3 separate regions of the Mus musculus genome follow, and regions 1 and 2 are each linked to region 3. Evidence: chromatin loops called from intact Hi-C (ENCODE). Cell type or tissue: left cerebral cortex. All regions are shown on one strand. Each heading gives the region's core, and the rest is flanking DNA. Links, peaks and the distances in the headings are about the cores only. Region 1 overlaps Arhgap19 (Rho GTPase activating protein 19). Region 2 overlaps Lcor (ligand dependent nuclear receptor corepressor). Region 3 overlaps Pik3ap1 (phosphoinositide-3-kinase adaptor protein 1).

Region 1 (5,864 bases), core at 649-5,648, 440 kb before region 3:
CATCTGGTGGTTATTGTTGCCAACTATGAAGAGACAGATCCTATCTGATCTGTATCTGCACTAGGTAAATGAATAGAGGCTGTGGGCCCTTTCTCTGACGTTCCACAGAAGTGGATTTTCTCACTGAGACCAGTGATCAGGTTTGAACCCGCCCCCGCCCTGTCCCCCCATTCCCCATGTCACATGCACTGTGTAGGGCACAGGTGGGAGACAGTATTGGTTAGAACCAAGTGCTGGAACATTCTAGAAGCACAGCTGATGGGGCCTGAGGGAACCCACAGTGGTCCCTCCACACAGCATGTGCTATACTCTGAAGGTCCTCCCAGAGTCAGTCAGGAGTGATGAGGAAACACCCTGGGGGATGAGGCAGCACAGGATGCTGACTGGCAGGTTGTGTGCTGAGGTCTCTTTTCTGTGACATCCTTTCCTCTGGAGACAGCATCATCCCTGCTCTCCTACACTCTAAAGTCTTCAGACTGAAGTGAGGGTCCAGATCTAAACCAGCAGGACTGTCCCAGAGTTTGCAGAGAATCTGGCTTCCTAAGATGAAGGTTTTGAGTGACCTTAGTCCTGGTAGCCTGATGTCAGACTCCCTGTCAAAAAGCTGGCTTTACTAGGCAGCCAGTGCTGAAAGCTGTGTGGAGGTAGGGCAGTGAGGAGATGGAGGATAAATAATAACCTGAGTGCTTTGTCACCATGGAAACTGGAGTTCCTGAGGCCACAGCCCATGCTGAAGAGCTTTTGAGCATGCCCCTGACATGCTTGGTCCAGAGGCTATAGAGAAGGAGTGCTCTCACCCAAGGCCTTTCAGCAAGGCGTGCCTGTGCACGCTCTGTGTGCTCGCTCGCTCATTTGCTTGCTCACTCGACCCCCAAAAGGTTTCTTAGGAGAAGGTTGTACCTATTTGTTATTTTTTATTATTTTGCATATATATATGTAATTGTAAAGAAACAATCATATATATTGTCTTTTATATTCATGTAATATTCTGAATTAAATTTTTTCTGTTTCATATCTGTGGGTTCTGACTGGTCTCTTGGCTCACGTTGCTTTGAAGAGAGGTAGCTTCCTGTCCTAAGGAACTTGATACTCTACAAAGGGCTCGTCCTGGGTTTTCTAATGGAGGGAGGGGATGTGGGTGGGTTCAGGATGAGTGAGGCTTTGGCTGATGGAAATTTACTTAGATGAGGTAGCACACATCTCTAATCCTAGTACGTGGGAGGCAGAATACTAGGGACGAGTTGAGGCCAGCCTAGACATAAACAAGATTCTTTCAAAACAAAACAAGGCCGAGGCTGGGCATGGTAGCATAACATCTTTAATCTTAGCACTTGGGAAGCAGAGGCAGTGGATCTATGTGAGTTCAAGGCCAGCCTGCTCTATACATATGGAGTTCCAGGGAGGCTAGGGCTGTTTAGAGAGATCTTGTCTCAAAAACCAAAACAACCACAACTAAAACAACAGCTTTGAGCCCCAGGGTAGGTGGCCCCACTCCTTGAGGAGTGCAGGTTGTCTAAGTTGCTGACTTGCTCTGAGTTATTCCATATTGAGTGGAAGTAGCTCTTGGGCTATGTGCCCCCAACAGGCTCTGTTTTACAAAGGACACCCAACTCCCTTTTAGGTTGTTTTTATGCTTTGTGGCTTGATATTAAGGAACAATGAATTCAGTCAAACCAAATCTGTGGGCAGAAGAGAAAGAAAGGAAGCCATCATAGGCCAGAGGAGTGTGCTGAAAGAGCTAGTGAGTGACGAGTCCAGGGCCAGTGTGCTGAAAGAGCTAGTGCAGAGGAACTTGGAAGACTTCAGGTATCCACATGGGCACAGCTGGGGCACTCTGGACACATCTGTCCTCGAGACAGTTGACGTTATCACATTTTATGATCAGAATCTATGGCAGTGGCTCAGAGGGGGCAGAAATAGCCTGAGATAAAAGTGTAATATGAAATAGGTGTGCATTGTTTATTGACAAGAATACATTCTAAGAGCTGGGTGGTGGGGAGGCAGAGGCTGACTAATCTTTGTGAGTTCGAGGCCAGTCTGGTGTACAGAGGTAGTTCCAGGACAGCCAAGGCTACACAGAGAAACCCCGTATCAGAAAAAAACAAAACAAAACAAACAAACAAACAAACAAAACAAGGCCAAACAAACTAAAACCAAAATAAGAATTCATTCTGAGCAGTGCACCATTATACAGTTTTGCTGTTGTGTGCCATCATAGAGTGTACTGACATATGTGGCCCCAGGAGACACAGGAAATCGAGTATGAGGATGCTCCTGGCATGGTGGGCCATGCTGCTTTACAGAAAGGTTTTTGTTTTGTTTTAATAGTAGAGTCCTCGTCCCTAAAATAATGATAAGAAAGGCTGGAGAGATGGCTCAGCGGTTAAGAGCGTCGGCTGCTCTTCTGAAGGTCATGAGTTCAAATAGCAACCACATGGTGGCTCACAACCACATGTAATGAAATCTGATGCCCTCTTCTGGGGTGTCTGAAGACAGCTATAGTGTACTTACATATAATAAATAAATCTTTTAAAAAAATAATGATAAAAAGTATGGCGTGCTGAGCAGTCCCTCATAATGAATGTGTGTACTGTTCATAGTTGTTGTGGGTTACCCTTTCATAAGGCTTGTGGCAAAGTAGATTGTTTTCCTCCAGAATCATCAGTGATTTCATAACATACCACTGGGTGGCTAACAGTTATGACTTCCCTAGTCCGTGGCAGTTTCAGCTCTGGGACACTCTGGGACCACTGTAGTATGCAGTCTCTTGTCTGAAACATCCATGGAACATAACTGCATATATTACAAACATGATATCTAATGTTAAAAAAGGAGTCACAAATGTAATCACCGTAAATGTAAGTATCAGAGGAGCAGATGGAAGTGGGGGTGGGTGGGGGAGAGGGCCGGTGGGCAAGCATGCTTACTGAGCAAGCATCAGACACTGAGTTCAGGTCCCCTGCTCCCATGTCAAAGCCACTGTGGACTTGGGGACCTGTAATCACAGTGCTGAGGCAGGATGGGCCAACAGGTGGATCTTGCTGGTGTGTTCCAGGCTTCGGGAGAGCCCTGTCTCAAGGGGGGGGGAGAGTGGATCTTGTTCGAGCAGGGTGCCGGTGTCCAGCCTCTGTGTACACAGTAAGCTAGAGAGATCCTGATGGGCTTTCAGAGTGCTTCCAGTCTATGGATGCTCTGTGTGTGTCATGTGACCTGACTCATGGAAGGAAGAGGTTAGAGGTCTCGTTCAGCTGCCTCCCTCCCTCCCTTCCTCCTTCCCTCCTTCCCTTCCTCGCTTATGGCCCCCATACTTCCTCCACCTCCCATTGTCAAAAGTCAGCAGAAAAAAGTGTGGGATATTTTAACTTTTTTTCCACACCGAGTCTTCAAGATATAGCATACATCTTCACAGACATTATATCTCAAGTCAGAAAGCCCATATTTAATTTCTAGTGTTTACTCAACGGACTAACTACATGTAGCCTTCAGGCATAAAGTGGTCCAGTGTGTCTGTAATCACCATTTTGGCCACTAGGTGGCGGAAGCGACCTTTCACTCAACGCATTAGACAGTAAGCTGTAGAAAGGGTGGAGGAAGCCCTGAAATCGTCCTGTCTTTGGCTTATTTTAGACAGAAGTGAACCGAGTTGGATATATCCCACACAATTAAAAATTCTGCCTAGACCAGATGAGTTGTCATACCAGGTGGAAGGAGGGGACTCAGTCCTAAAAATTGTCCTCTCTCTCTCTCTCTCTCTTTCTCTCTCTCTCTCTCTCTCTCTCTCTCACACACACACACACACACACACACACACACACAGATAAACACTCCTTAGTCTAGAATAACACACCTGTTTCCTCCTGTCCTACAGGCTAATGCCCATGTAGAGGACACTCTGTTAAAAGGCAACAAGTTGGGCTGGTGAGATGGCTCAGTGAGTAAGAGCACTGACTGCTCTTACGAAGGTCCTGAGTTCAATTCCCAGCAACCACATGGTGACTCACAACCATCTGTGATAGGATCTGATGTGTCTGAAGTCAGCTGCAGTGTACTTATGTATGATAAATACATCTTTAACAACAAGTTAATGTGCACATTTAAAGCTTAGGCACTAAGATGTAATAGTAGCGAACAGAAGGGGAGTGGTTTTAGAGGAGCAAAGGGACCAACTGAGGTCACTGATGGGGGGGTGGGGAGTGAGGGAGGGGGTGAGGGCGGGCGAGCATAAACAGTATAAAGATATGTATGTGTGTAAATGTCACAATGAAACCTGATATCTTGTATGTAGTAACTACCAGTTTTCAAATTACATTTCTTTATGTGTGTGTGTGTGTACGCACATGCGTGTGTGCTCGTGCGTATGCATGCACACACACCTTGACATGTATGTGGATGTCCAGAGGACAGCCTGGTGAAGTCAATTCTCTCCTTCTACCCTGTGAATGGGGAGTGACTATAGGTCGTCAGCCTTGGCAGCAAGCACCTTGACCTGCTGAGCCATCTTGCTGGACCATAACTAATAACTTTTTAGGACTTAGCAAGTGACAAGTGTTTCTTGTGAGGACCATTTTCTTCAATTAAGGAAATAAAGGCCTGCGGTGATATGAAGGAGCCTCAGCTGTTAGCTGGAAACTTAAGAAAGCCTTCCTTGTTACACTGTCAGCCTACACTGAAGGCCAGTCCTTCCATCCTATTGTGAGTCCTTGCTGGCCTCTGCCACCCTCGTGTCTCCATTCTGTAACAAGAATGAGGAGATGCAGTGGTTAAGAGCGCCAACTGCTCTTCCAAAGGTCCCGAGTTCAAATCCCAGCAACCACATGGTGGCTCACAACCATCTGTAACGAAATCTGATGCCCTCTTCTGGAGTGTCTGAAGACAGCTACAGTGTACTTACATATAATAAATAAATAAATCTTTAAAAAAAAAAAAAAGAATGAGGAGATGTCCCCGAGAGGCAGAGTTCTTTCTGTCACAGGAGCGCTGGTGATCGGCCTAAGGGTGGAGGCTAGTAGCTCAGCCTTGGCGCTGAGTGAGTGGGGGAGGGAAGGAAATGCAGATATTCTGGGGAGGGTGACCACTCAGCCGCCGCCTGCTGGCTAGTCGGTCACACGGGACCTCTTCCACCATGGAGGGAGCATGTTATGTCCTAGTGAGAGGTGCTTATTGGCCATTCCTTCTGAAACACCTCTGCCAGCCCATCTGTGTGCACAAGGTACGCAGGGTGTGTCACCAGCATGCTGTTCCACACAGCATGTTTCTGACCAGGGATCTCATCTTAAGAGTCACCCACAGTCAGCAGTAGATCCGGTGCTTGTGAAAATTTACTAGTTTGACCATTTGCCCCTATCCTAGAAGCAGCTTTGAAGGAGCCGTGAGCTGAAGTAGTAGTACTGGTTGGCCAGGAAAATCAGAGCTTTGTTTTACAGGATGCAGCCTGGACTGGAGGCCTCGCTGTTCCAACCACAGAAACCGAAGGCTGGATTCAGGGGGGCTCCCCTTACCGTTAAGTTACTATCTCCTTCTTGGGGTTGATTGCGGCTCTGCTGTCTCGTGGGTCTCATCCTGATGGGGAAGGTGTCTATGGGGACACACGGTTGACACTGCACTGTTAGGCCTGTGCTGCCTCTGGGCTAGGACAGACTGCCCTGCACAGTTAGGAGAGAGAGCTTAGCGCTGGTGGGCTCTGCTTAGCATTTCCAGAGAAGTGCAGAAGGTAACAAGACGGGCAGCTGGCCACAGCGGAGCTGGGGATGGGCTTTCAGCAGCAGAAGGGCCTCCTCTCCCTGAAGAAACCGTACACCGTAAGAGAGCCGGAGAGGCCTCTGGTAGGTAAGGATGGAGTCTTCCACATGCTGGCGGCTGAGAGT
Region 2 (5,864 bases), core at 453-5,452, 260 kb before region 3:
TAGGCACCTATCAGAGGCCTCGGGGAACTTTCTAGCCTTTTTCTTCTTATCCACATTCTCTTCAGGTGAGTCGGAGTTTGGCTCACTGGGATCATTTTCTGCTGAGTATTTTGTATCATTGTCATGCGCCTCCAGGTGTCCTGTTCCACTTGTGGCCTCACCTTCTTCCATCTCGCTTGGGTTCTCATCAGTGACAATGCTGCTCTCCAGGAGGGGCAGGGAGTCATCTAGCAACAGTGTCTCCCCGGGGATGTCTCTGGTCTCCGCCTCAGTGCTGGTGCTTTGGTCATGTTCAGACAGTTCTAGGCCCAGGGGGGGATCTAAAGCCACAGTGGAACCTTCATCTTCCGAGCATGGAGAGCTCTCCTCTCTGATGGATGTTTTAGGAGAAGACTGAGGTCTACAGAGGAGGTCTTCACTGTCCTCTCGGGAGGTAAAGGGGGTGCTTCCAGCTGTCGGAACCAAGTGGCACTCCTGTGCCTGCATTTCCTCTGGACCTAGCTGAGAGGCTGGTGGCTGGTCTTGCTCCTGGAAAGACAGTACACTTTCTGTGGGAGGTGAGACCACAATGCTGCCTTCTGGCACCTCAGACATATTGTCATTAGGGAGGAGAGTAGGCAGGAGGCATGCTGGGCTAGAGGTTGTGGTCTCTCCCGGCCTAGGGGAGCTACTAGGATCCTGTTCCCTCAAGCTGAGGCAAACCTCTGCCTCCTGATGCTTTTTCGCTGAGGATGTGTCTTCGTCCCCTCCCTCAAGGGAGGTTCTCTCTTTCCTAGGATCGTCACAGATATCTTCTAGAGGCTGCTCACCTACTGTGGAAAGCTGCGTATCAACTGTGGAAATCTGCACATCCACTGTGGGAAGTTGTACATCCGCTGCAGGAAGTTGTGCACCTACTGTGGGAGGCTGCACATCTGCTGTAGGAAGTTGTGTACCTACTGAGGAAAGCTGGACATCTACTCTAGGAAGTTGTGCACCTACTGTGGGAGGCTGCACATCTGCTGTAGGAAGTTGTACACCTCCTGTGGGAGGCTGCACATCTGCTGTAGGAAGTTGTACATCTACTGTGGGAGGCTGCACATCTGCTGTAGGAAGTTGTGCACCTACTGTGGGGGACTGCACATCTGCTGTAGGAAGTTGTGCACCTACTGTGGGGGACTGCACATCTGCTGTAGGAAGTTGTGTACCTGCTGTGGGAGGCTGTACATCTGTTGTAGGAAGTTGTGCACCTACTGTGGGAAGCTGCACACCTACTGTGTGCTTTGAGGTGGGAACTGTAAGAGTCTGCTTGGGAGTCATCACTGCCTCTGATGCTACTTGTGAGCAGCTTCCTTTGTCTTGGGAGCATAAATTTCTGGCCAGTGTGCGAACAGTTGGCAGCTCACAGCAGTCACCATTGAAGAAATATCCCCGGGTACTCTTTCGGGCTGTTTTCCGAGAAGACAGTATGGATCTTTGATTCTCAAAGTGGCATTCTGTTATTGGTTGGCTGATATAAACAACATCACACTGGTTGTCATAATCGTTTATCCTCAACCCTGATGCCCTCTTACTTTTCCGAGCAGTCTTGATGGAGGCTGACATCATCTTGGTTTGTGAGTGACCATTGGATGCTCTGTGTACAGTTGGCGTGGGGCTGGGAGCTAACCAACCACCTCTGGAATGATCAAAATGGCCCTTGTCTCTGGGATATGTCTGGAAACCTACCTTGTTTCTACCTAATGAATGAAGATGGTTCTCTTGCTTTGGCCTTGCATCTTGCTCATCTGTCTCTAAATCCTGGTGGAAGGATGATTTTGAGCTAGACTGTAAAGCATTCTCTTTGTCTGCAGTACTAGATGAGTTTCCCATAAACCCTGAGTCCCACGTCTCTTCTGATAAAGCTTTGAATGAGTTTCTTTGAGACACAATACAGCTACCACCCTCTTCAGTATTCTCAGCCACCTCTTCCACTGCAGCCAGACTTTGGACTGGCGCTGGGGCACTGTCTTCAGCATCCTCACAGGGTTTCATGTCTGTGTCTTGCTCCTGGCCAGTGGTTTGCCCCTCTAAGCTTTTAGCACTGTGGGGAGAGTTAGAAGAGAAAGCGTCCAGTGTACCGAGGCATCCCATGGTGGAACTGTCTGCAGAACCTGTGGGGTTATGCTGAGCGTCTGGAGGTTCAGAGGAACCTTTCTGGACAGCGCTCGAGCTCGCGGCACTGTCTCTCCCATCTACAGAGTCTGTCTCAGGAGGTGGTTCCTTCATGGTTTCTTCAGTCACATTCAGGGAGCTAGGAGAACCGGATGAGTCTAAGAACAACTTTACAGAGGCAGGAGAACTCTCCTCGAGACAATCATCCTTTTCATTCTCTCTGCCGCTCAGCTGGGCACAGCCCGAATCGCAAGCGGAGACGTCCATCACGGTGGAATCCAGAGGCTGCAGGGCCTCAGAACCTGGCTGGGACTCGGTGTACAGGTCACTCAGGACGCGGATGAATTGCTTCTGATGATGATTGCACAACTTGACCATAAACTTCTCCAGTGGAGACTTTGATTGACGGTTAGGATCAGCTACGGGTGCCTCTGCTGACTCCTCTCTAGGCGAAAACAGAAAAAGGAAGAAATTAGTGTGTGCATTTCCAAAGAACCGTCTGTATAGTATGAACAGTATCAGATGCTATTTATATTGTAAAGGAGGGCATTCTGGTGGAAACTGTTATTTACTTTCAAGTCTGCTGTCTGCTTTAGTTCAACAAAGAACATGTAATTAGATTGCAAAGCCGGCCCATCATAGTCTCAAAAACTTAGTATCTCTCATATGTTTTTATGTTTATGGTGCTAGGAAGGTATGCTACCACTGAGCCACATTCCAAACCCTACTTCATACTTTCTACACTTAAAATTTTCAGAAATAGGGGCTGGAGAGATGGCTCAATGGTTAAGAGCACCGACTGCTCTTCCGAAGGTCCTGAGTTAAAATCCCAGCAACCACATGGTGGCTCACAACCATCCCTAATGAGATCTGATGCCCTCTTCTGGTGCATCTGAAGACAGCTACAATGTACTTATGTATAATAATAAATAAAACTTTAAAATATATATATATAATTTCAGAACTAGTTATCTTAAAAGAAACATTGAAAATAACATTTCGCCACATTATTAACTCTGTATGGTCAACACAGAGCAATCCTTATCCAAAAATCTGTAACGCTCCAAAATGTTAACCCTTTCATGGTGGCACAAGTGGGAAATTACACACCATGCCAGTGTTAAGTGCAAGACTACTGAAGACTCCGTGTAAGACTCCTCTTAGGCCGTATGGACGCAGTGGGCCTGGACTGTAAGTGAACTCTGACATTAGACCTGGGCCTCACTCCTGCATCGTTAAATCATTAAATATATGCAGACATCCCAAAATCTGAAGAAAGCCAAAATTCAAACCATGTCTTCTCCCGAGTATTTTGGATAAGGGCTGCTCAACCTGCCCTTCAGTTTAGGCCTAGGCAGTGGTGCTAAAATAACCACTAGCTTTAGTTTAGAACACGGCAAACATTCAGACATACTACGCTCCAGACATTACAGACATCAGCTTAAAAGTACTTTGAGAACTCAATGGCTTTTAAGACAATTTCTCAGAAAGAACAATTGGCTGGAGAGCCACCAACAGTGCTCCAGAACAGGACACAAAGAGAAAGAAATTTCACAGTGGAGGGGCTATCAGCTTTGACCCATGCAAGGCAGAAGCATCCCCACAGTAGCCCACCACCGAGCTCCCCGAGAATATCCGAGAATATCACCAGGAAACATTTCAGTCTCACCAGCTGCTCTGCATGAAAGCTAAATCCACACTGGGAAGCTAAGAGGGAGGGAGAGGCCAACACTAGGTTCAAGACAGGGCACAAACATGGCCTGCGGGGATGGCCAGGGGTCTCACGGTGGCTTTGGGCTTTTGGATGCACAACTTTTACCGACATGGAAAAGAGCCCAGATTCTGAGACAACATCTCACACACACACTCTTCTCAGCCCCTCTGGCTTATGGACCTTTAGGAGACTATTATTTGATGGCATGTGAAACACGACAGAACACAGACGGTAGCTTCATGTGTGTTGAACATGTATTGATACGTCTTCTGGCTTACTCTTCCATCTTTGACTCTGACCTCATGGCCAGGACATGTCTTTATAGAAAGGTTTACCACAGACAGCCTGTGTCACCTGCCTTTCCACCTCCCACTGGTGGCAGAGTTACAGTAAAGGACATGGGAGCTGCAAAGGAGACATCTGACTGGACCCCTACTCTGACAGTACAGTCCCTCAGAACCTTAGCTGCACCTGCACACTGGGACTGAATGGCAGTATGCTGAGAGTCTGCACAAAAGCAGGGTTCAAATAGTTTTGGCTTCTGTCTGCCTTTTTAAAAAGAAACTTTTTATTCTTTGTGAATTTCACACCATGCAACCCCAGTCCCACTCATCTCCCTGTCTCTTTGTATCTACCATCTATCCTTGCAACCTCCCCTTTCCCAAGAAAAAAACAACAACAACCACCTCATTGCAGAAGCTGCAGTGAGTCATAGTATATCCTACGGTAAACCCTTCTGTCCACACATCTTTACTTGCAAATGCTCACTGCAGTGAGTCATTGGTCTGGTTCAAGACCTCTGTCTTCTGCTATTCTATGGATACTCTATCCTCACTATGGCTCCTCTCGGGTACCCTGTTGACTGTGTCATGGAGATCCTGCAGCTTTGGATCTGCAAGGCTGACCCCTTCACATGCTCCAGTAGTTCCTAGGGTGGGCCAACTCAAAGCCCTGAATCTGGGCCTGGGTGGCAGCCGTGTTGGTCAGCTCACCAGCTCTCCCTCACCCACACCACCAGGGTGAGCTTTGTGGCACTGCTCCAGCTGGCTCAGTCAATGCCTCAACTGGCAAGGCTGCCTCTGCCTCTGCCTCTGATGTGCTTGGCAAAAGCAGTCAAGGTTCTTGCTTGCTTCTCAGTGCGACCTGAAACTTTCTGTCTAGCTGAGACTAACCTTGAGCTCTACTCCTTCTCCAGCTTCCGTTGTCCCAGTGTTAAGATTACAGGTGTGTGCCCTCACAGGCAGCTTAACTTTTTTGGGGGGGGTTGTTTGTTTGTTTTGTTTTTTGAGACAGGGTTTCTCTGTATAGTCCTGGCTATCCTGGAACTCACTCTGTAGACCAGGCTGGCCTCGAACTCAGAAATCCACCTGCCTCTGCCTCCCAAGTGCTGGGATTAAAGGCGTGCACCACCACTGCCCGGCTTAGACTTTTAATTACGTTTATATCATGTATATATATCTCATGTGCACATGTGCCACAGCATACAGGGAGAAGTCAGAGGTCAGATTTTGTGAGCATGTGGGTCTCCGGGATTAAGCTCAGGCCGTCAGGCTTGGTGGCAAACACTTAGATACACTGACCATCCTGTCAGCCCCTGAATTTCTGAAAATATTTTGGTGTGTAATTCTTTACAGAATCATACCATCACTTAACACGCGTCTCTCTCTCCACTTGGCCTTTATTTCTCTGAGAATCAGTATTTACCCCCATCAGGACACAGAAGATGGAAGACAGTAGCTGCTGGAGATGGCAAATGATGTGTTCTTAGTAGATGTTTCAAAGCTCCGAATGTGACCTGTTTTGTAGGCAATTTGGATCCATAGGCAGAAACCTGGCAGTAAGTAGTGACCTTGGGGCTGAGAGACTGCACATTAACACTAACCTTTGCCCAGCTATCATTAAATAGCTAACTTTACAACTACAGCCATAAAGCTACTTTTGGCTGTGACTCCAAATTACTACTTACCACCCCCCCAAAGGTTTTAAAGAGAAATCTAATTTAGATGATTTTAATTTC
Region 3 (5,864 bases), core at 242-5,241:
TTGGGCCCAGGTAAACTGTGGGAGAATTGATTCTTTAATAGCTAAGGCCATAATACAGTACTACTCAGAGGAGGTATCAAGGTACCTTTGAGATCTCACTCTCTGGTGGATTCTGTCTCTTTCTGAACCTCTGCTTGGATTTGAACTTAAGGCAGGTGGATGCACCCAGCTTTCTTGACAGGTCGTTCTTGCTCACCGGTGTTCGGAGTTGCTCTGTCTTATCACATGCCCAGGATTGTGTCTATTGTCTTGGAGGAAGCTGTTCTGGACTCCACCCCCTTCAGCTGCTCCTCAAGAGCACCTGAGACTAGCTCATCCTGCTGAGACTCCCCCCGCCCCCAGTATAAGACAGACTACCTCCAGACAGGAGTGAGCCTGACACATCATCAGAAACTTCACTCTGCTCTGTGACAGATGATTCATAAGGTGGCGAAGCCAAGGGGTGAAGAGGGGCCCCATTGCTTTGAAGGACATGTAGGTATTTCAAACACTCAGAATAGTTTAAAACCTTGTTTGGGTCCTCATTGGCATACATGGGCTCAAAGGCACTCACACTCTCAAGAGGTTTTACTTGGCATTAGTTTGAAATCACACATGTGCTAAACACAGCATACCATTTTTGGGTTAGTCGTTTTCAGTAAGGCCACTCTGTGTTTGGAGTAGTGACTAAGTTCTTGAGCTCAGTTGATCAGCAAATGCCCCGTGCCACTTAATTTTTCACCACACTTCTTTGAAGTTGAAGGGGCCAAGACCTTCATCTTATAATTGAGGAAAAGTACATAGAAAGCCAAGGTGATTGTGCCAAGGTGGAGATGGGATTTGAACCTAGTTTGCTGCTAAAGTTGGGGCTTGTTATCCTGCTCTGAGTATCAGGGGAGGTTAAAGTGTTATTTTCAGAGTGCCTTGAGCTTTAATCTGGATCATACTTCTCATATCTTCTCGACTTCTAGCTAAGTCACCTTCTACCAACACCACTTTAGCCTTGCTGCCAAAGGTGGTCCCTACATGTTGCTCATGGCCTATGATAGTTGTTCTCAACCCCTGGGGAATCAAACAATCCTTTTACAGGGGTCATCTAAGACCATTGGAAAATACAGGTATTTATATTATGAATCATAACAGAAGCAAAATTACAGTAATGAAGTAGCAATAAAAATAAGTTTATGGTTGGGAGCCACAACAACATGAGGAGCCAGGTTAGAGGGTTGCAGCATTAGGAAGGTTGAGAACCACTGGCCTATAAGTAGTGCACATTTTATTTATTTATTTGCCAAATGCTAAACCTGGAATCCCAAACATAAGAAACTGTTACTGGATTCAGGAAACTAACATAGTGCCAACCAAAGGTGGCCTCTGCCAGGAGTTAATGAGGAGAAGGGAGCTGTCTGTGGTTTGAGGCAGAGGTAAGGATTATGACACACACTAAGCTGTTGGGCCAGGAAAAGCTGTTCACAGGTTGTGGGGAAGTCAGCCCACAGCCTCATACTATCTGGAGACAGAGGGACAGGGCTAGCCTTTCTGACATCAAGATTCCTTTATGTAAGGTCCCTGTCTTTGGGGACATCTAGAATGCTGATAGCCGGGGAAGAAAGCCCTGGAAATTGTCAGGCACTTGGATAAACCTTCCATAAGGTGCAGGGGTGAAGACATCCCTCAGGACACTTGGTTGCACAAGTGCAGGCGCACTTGCATAGGCTGTGCATCTGTGTGGCCCTCTGTGTCATTTGTTTCTCACTGAGTGCCCACCGGGCCGTTATAAGGATCAAAACTGAGAATGTGAGCCCTGCAGGGAGGACTAGATTTTCTGAGCTTTGTTTTTCCACGTCTAAAAGAGGGAGAGGGGGGGTTTCCGAAGGAGGTGGGTGCTGGTTTGTGCCCAGTGCTGAGCCTGATTCTTACTAGGTACTCATGAAGTGTAGTTTTTATTTACGTTCCCAGACCCCTGAACATTTAACCAGGATATAACTGCTTAACTCTGTATTTAGCGTTAGAGGAAGGAACAAAGGTTAGAGCTCTGCCAGGCGAAGAATACCCGCTAATACCTGCAAACAACTATAACCCTGGTCCGTGACCACACCCTTTGCCCACTTCAAGTCCACTATGGACTTGAGTCTGCCCAGCTAGCCAGATTCCTCAGTGTGCAATGGGTCCGTCTTCTCTCGCAGGAGACGGTGGACATGCTGAAGACACACATTAAGGAGGAGTTGATGCAAGGGGAGGAGGCGGACGATGTGTACGAGTCCATGGCCCACCTATCCACAGACCTGCTGATGAAGTGCTCCCTCAACCCTGGCTGTGACGATGAGCTCTACGAGTCCATGGCTGCCTTCGCCCCAGCAGCCACAGAAGACCTCTGTAAGTAGCTCTGCCTGGTTCTGCTTTTGTCCTGCTGCTGAGAAATGGCTTTTTTTTTTCATGCTAGTCCAAAGGGGGAAAGGCCCCCAAAAGGCCCTGATTATCTCTGAAAACACCCAGTGAAGAGCCTGTGTTGCAACAGCATCAGGGCTGCAGCTGTGTGTCATAGCAAGAGAGACTTTTTCCAACTTCCTCCACTGCTTGCCTGGAAGCCTCTCGTCTTGACAGCATGGCCTGTGGTCAACAAGCTCTCAGCCCTACCAGTCTCTGTGGGCCCTTTTATGACAATGTTTCACAATGCTTTATTATCTGACACACGATTTATGTATGGTATAACACACATGAAACCCACTGGCTTCCCTATACTGCCTTAATTGAGTGTATAGTAAGTGGAGACTTCACATGCTTACACATGTCTGCATGTGAAGACATGTGAATAGGCATGTCTTCATGTGAAGACATGTGAAATAGCCCTGTACAGGCAACTACACTCAGAGCCACCACCAACGTCATAGCCTTACATGTTGACTGACATGTGTCTGTTGTCTTGGTGACTCAACTACCTAGAACAGTGTTGGCCTTGGCACCTGGAGTTTCTTAAATGATGAAACTCTCTTCACAACCTTATACAATGTTGAATTCTTAGAAAATTCAATGTACAAAATGTACTTTAAAAGACATATCTAGTCCTCCCGACCCCGTGTGTGTGTGTGTGTGTGTGTGTGTGTGTGTGTGTGTGTGTGCGCGTGCATGCAGTGGATATGAAGGCGTATGTGCCTGTGTGCATGTGTCTGTGGAGGTCAGAGGTCATCATCTTTTGAAGGGTCTGACTTTGACCTCCGTGGGCTCACTGATTGGTAGACTGTCTGATCAGCAAGCTCTGGGGAATCTTTCTGTCTCTGCCTCCCTTTCACAGGGCCACAGATGCAGGAGACCACAACTAGATTTTGTGTGGGCTCTAGCTCCTTGGACTTTCACGGTCGGTGTCTTACCAACTAAGCCATCTCCTCAGCTTGACAATTTAGAATTGGTTAGAGTCCGTGTTCCTCCACTGTAGTGGCAATCCAAACCACCCTCGGAGCTCTTCAGAACTCCCTGTAGGGGGCCTGGTGCCACCCTTCAGAGAGGTTGATCTAAATGAGATTGGATTTCCTGTCGTGTACAACGAAGCACTAAGCATTCTGACACACTGCGCAGGACTTAGCGCTCTTTCCCTCTGAGTCCACTTAATAGGTTCAAGAAAGATAAGATAACTAAGCGGCAACCCGTCAGTTTTATGGATGCGGGATTTCCAGGATGGCTAAGCTGAGTACTCCCCCACCCCTTTCAGGACCTACCAGGGAAAGGAGCCTGCTTCTCCTGCCCATGAGCTTACGGAACCGCCAGCCCCACCAGGAGTCTGTAGAGTAGGAGGTGCAGGCTGACTGGGGGTCCCTTGCCTTCACCCTTGGGGAGAGGAAGAAGCACACTTGGAAGCTCTTCACAAATGAGCCCCGGCTTGCTGGATCTGTGAGGAAGGAGGCATGATCCACACCATCACACTGTTTTACTCACTGAATCCACATGGCAACCCCACGGATGCTGTTGCTACCTGCTGTTAAAGAGAGGTTCACTTCCCCAAATGCCACAGCTAACAACCTATAGAGCACAAATTCCATACCATTTAACTCAGGCCAAATTTGTCTCTAACTTGGGACGTCGTTGTAGTTCCCGTCCCCTCCAGCAAGCCTTTTGGCCTCTAAGGCTGTTTTCTCCCCATGTGCAGATCCAGGAGCTAGCTAACAAAACAGCTCAAGGCTACTCATTCCTGTAATTCCGACACTTGGGCTGAGGCAGGGGGATTAAGCCGGGCAGTGGTGGTGCACAGGACAGCCAGGGCTATACAGAGAAACCCTGTCTCAAAAAAACAAAAAACAAAAACAAAAAAACCAACCAACCAAACAAAAAGACTAGCCTGGATTACCAGCAGACCTTGTCTCAGATCCTAAACAAGAAGATCCCCAAACAAAGAAACCCAGCTGCTGACATGAACACACACACACACACACACACACACACACACACACACACACACACACCCCTGCTCATCTACCTTCATAGCTAGCATGTATTTCCAAGGACATTTCTGTTGCAGCTACTTGATTCTCTCCCTGGGTGTTGGAGTCACAGTGGACAAAGACCTGACTTTTTCCACTTTAGCACAGGGACTCATGCAGAAAACTTCGGGCAGGACCCTTTAGGAATCCAGAAAGCAGACCTGCTTCCTGGCCCATTCCCTAGCCTGGGGGCTGTTGAACAATGAATTCCTTGCTTACTGACAGTGTCTGTTGACAGTCTTCATGCATGCTGTTCCCCCTCCTCCAAAATATGAATTTTCCCCATCGTATTGCAGGCCTCCCAAAGGGCTCCCATGCTCACTAGTGCTTCAGGGGATGCTATGGGACCAGACTCGTTGTGACTGGAAGGCAACCTGTAAAGTCGCTCAGGGTCAGGAGGGTCTGGATGTCACAGACCCACGGAGGTTACCGGGAAAGAGGCAGGCTGTAGGTTGTAGGGCACAGCTACTGTTTGGGTAGAGAATGAAGTGATGACAGTTTTAGTTTGCCAGATCATATAATCTCTGAAGTTTCTGACAGTTGGCGTGCTCTGGGTTGTTTCTGTGTCTGTGGTTACTGGGTCTAACCCAGGAATGATCTCCTCCCTTGATCTCTTCCCTGCTGGTTCAGAAGATGCAGCCACTCGGGCCTGGGAAGATTCACTCATTTCACCCACAGTGACTGCCCGGGTGAGATGACAGTTTCGTTCTAGAAGAAGCAGGACAGAGGGCAAGCAGACCCATCTCAGATGCTGCGCTAACATGGTGATGCCCACACATTTGCCTTCCCCAGAAGTGGGATGGCTGCTCTTATCTGTTCGGTCTTACCTGGCCATCCTTCTGGACCAGCAGAGAAGGGATTATTCCCCAGGTCGAACCCAGCAACCACAGAACCAAACCACACGAGCCTCTGCTTTACAGGGAGTAAACTACATGGTCCAAGAGTTAGTGACATCCCTAAGTCTATCAGGAGAAAACTGGCTCAGGAATCTGAGTCTTCAGGTCCTAGAGGAAAGTCTGTCTGCCACCACAGTAGGGTAAAGGACCCCCTAACCTGTCCTTCTGGGGTTGTGTTTGCTGCCCTTGGGGCGGACATGCCTCGGGAGCTGCTTCTGTATGTCTGAATAGCCAGGTGTGTCAATGCACACCTTTATTGTCATTCCTAATGGTAACTCTTAGAGGCTTAAAATCAGTGTTTTAGGGAAAGTCACTCACCACTTACTCAGACTATTGGTTCACCGGAGGCTTTAGTATGAGCCCGTGACTGTTGTTGGGACAAATATGTCCTTTTATTGATTAGCGTTGGGAAAAATGAGTTCTTCCCCAAAGGGAGCCTCAGACAACCACTGTGTAGGAAGGTCACAGAGGAGCTCTCAGTGTTTAATGAAGGGGAGCTAAGAGGAAAAACTGGAGG

Evidence for each region. A loop is a pair of places that touch in the nucleus more often than their neighbours do. Peaks named below come from ENCODE experiments on the same cell type or tissue, not always from the same donor. Only the 100,000 strongest peaks of a DNase experiment are listed, where the experiment ranks them.
Region 1: a loop joins it to region 3, with 3.0 times the contacts of the local background. A loop is called at or near these places in 17 of 42 quality-filtered maps.
Region 2: a loop joins it to region 3, with 2.0 times the contacts of the local background. A loop is called at or near these places in 2 of 42 quality-filtered maps.

The regions. Positions count from the first base shown.
Region 1 is chr19:41,761,738-41,767,601 of GRCm38, reverse strand. Arhgap19 (Rho GTPase activating protein 19) reads left to right here. Exons shown (of 12, transcript NM_027667.3): 12 at 1-1,014. Among named protein-coding and RNA genes, the nearest start is that of Gm19424, 18 kb to the right of the region's middle. In left cerebral cortex, for the core only: CTCF peaks have their summits at 2,420 and 3,526 (motif pointing right); a DNase peak (open chromatin) is centred at 3,537.
Region 2 is chr19:41,578,492-41,584,355 of GRCm38, reverse strand. It overlaps Lcor (ligand dependent nuclear receptor corepressor), which reads right to left. Exons shown (of 8, transcript NM_001370767.1): 8 at 1-2,578. Among named protein-coding and RNA genes, the nearest start is that of Mir8091, 7.2 kb to the left of the region's middle. In left cerebral cortex, for the core only: a CTCF peak has its summit at 3,038 (motif pointing left); no DNase peak of the experiment used is centred there.
Region 3 is chr19:41,317,993-41,323,856 of GRCm38, reverse strand. Pik3ap1 (phosphoinositide-3-kinase adaptor protein 1) reads left to right here. Exons shown (of 17, transcript NM_031376.4): 8 at 2,166-2,355. Among named protein-coding and RNA genes, the nearest start is that of Gm52406, 38 kb to the right of the region's middle. In left cerebral cortex, for the core only: no CTCF peak of the experiment used is centred there; a DNase peak (open chromatin) is centred at 2,475.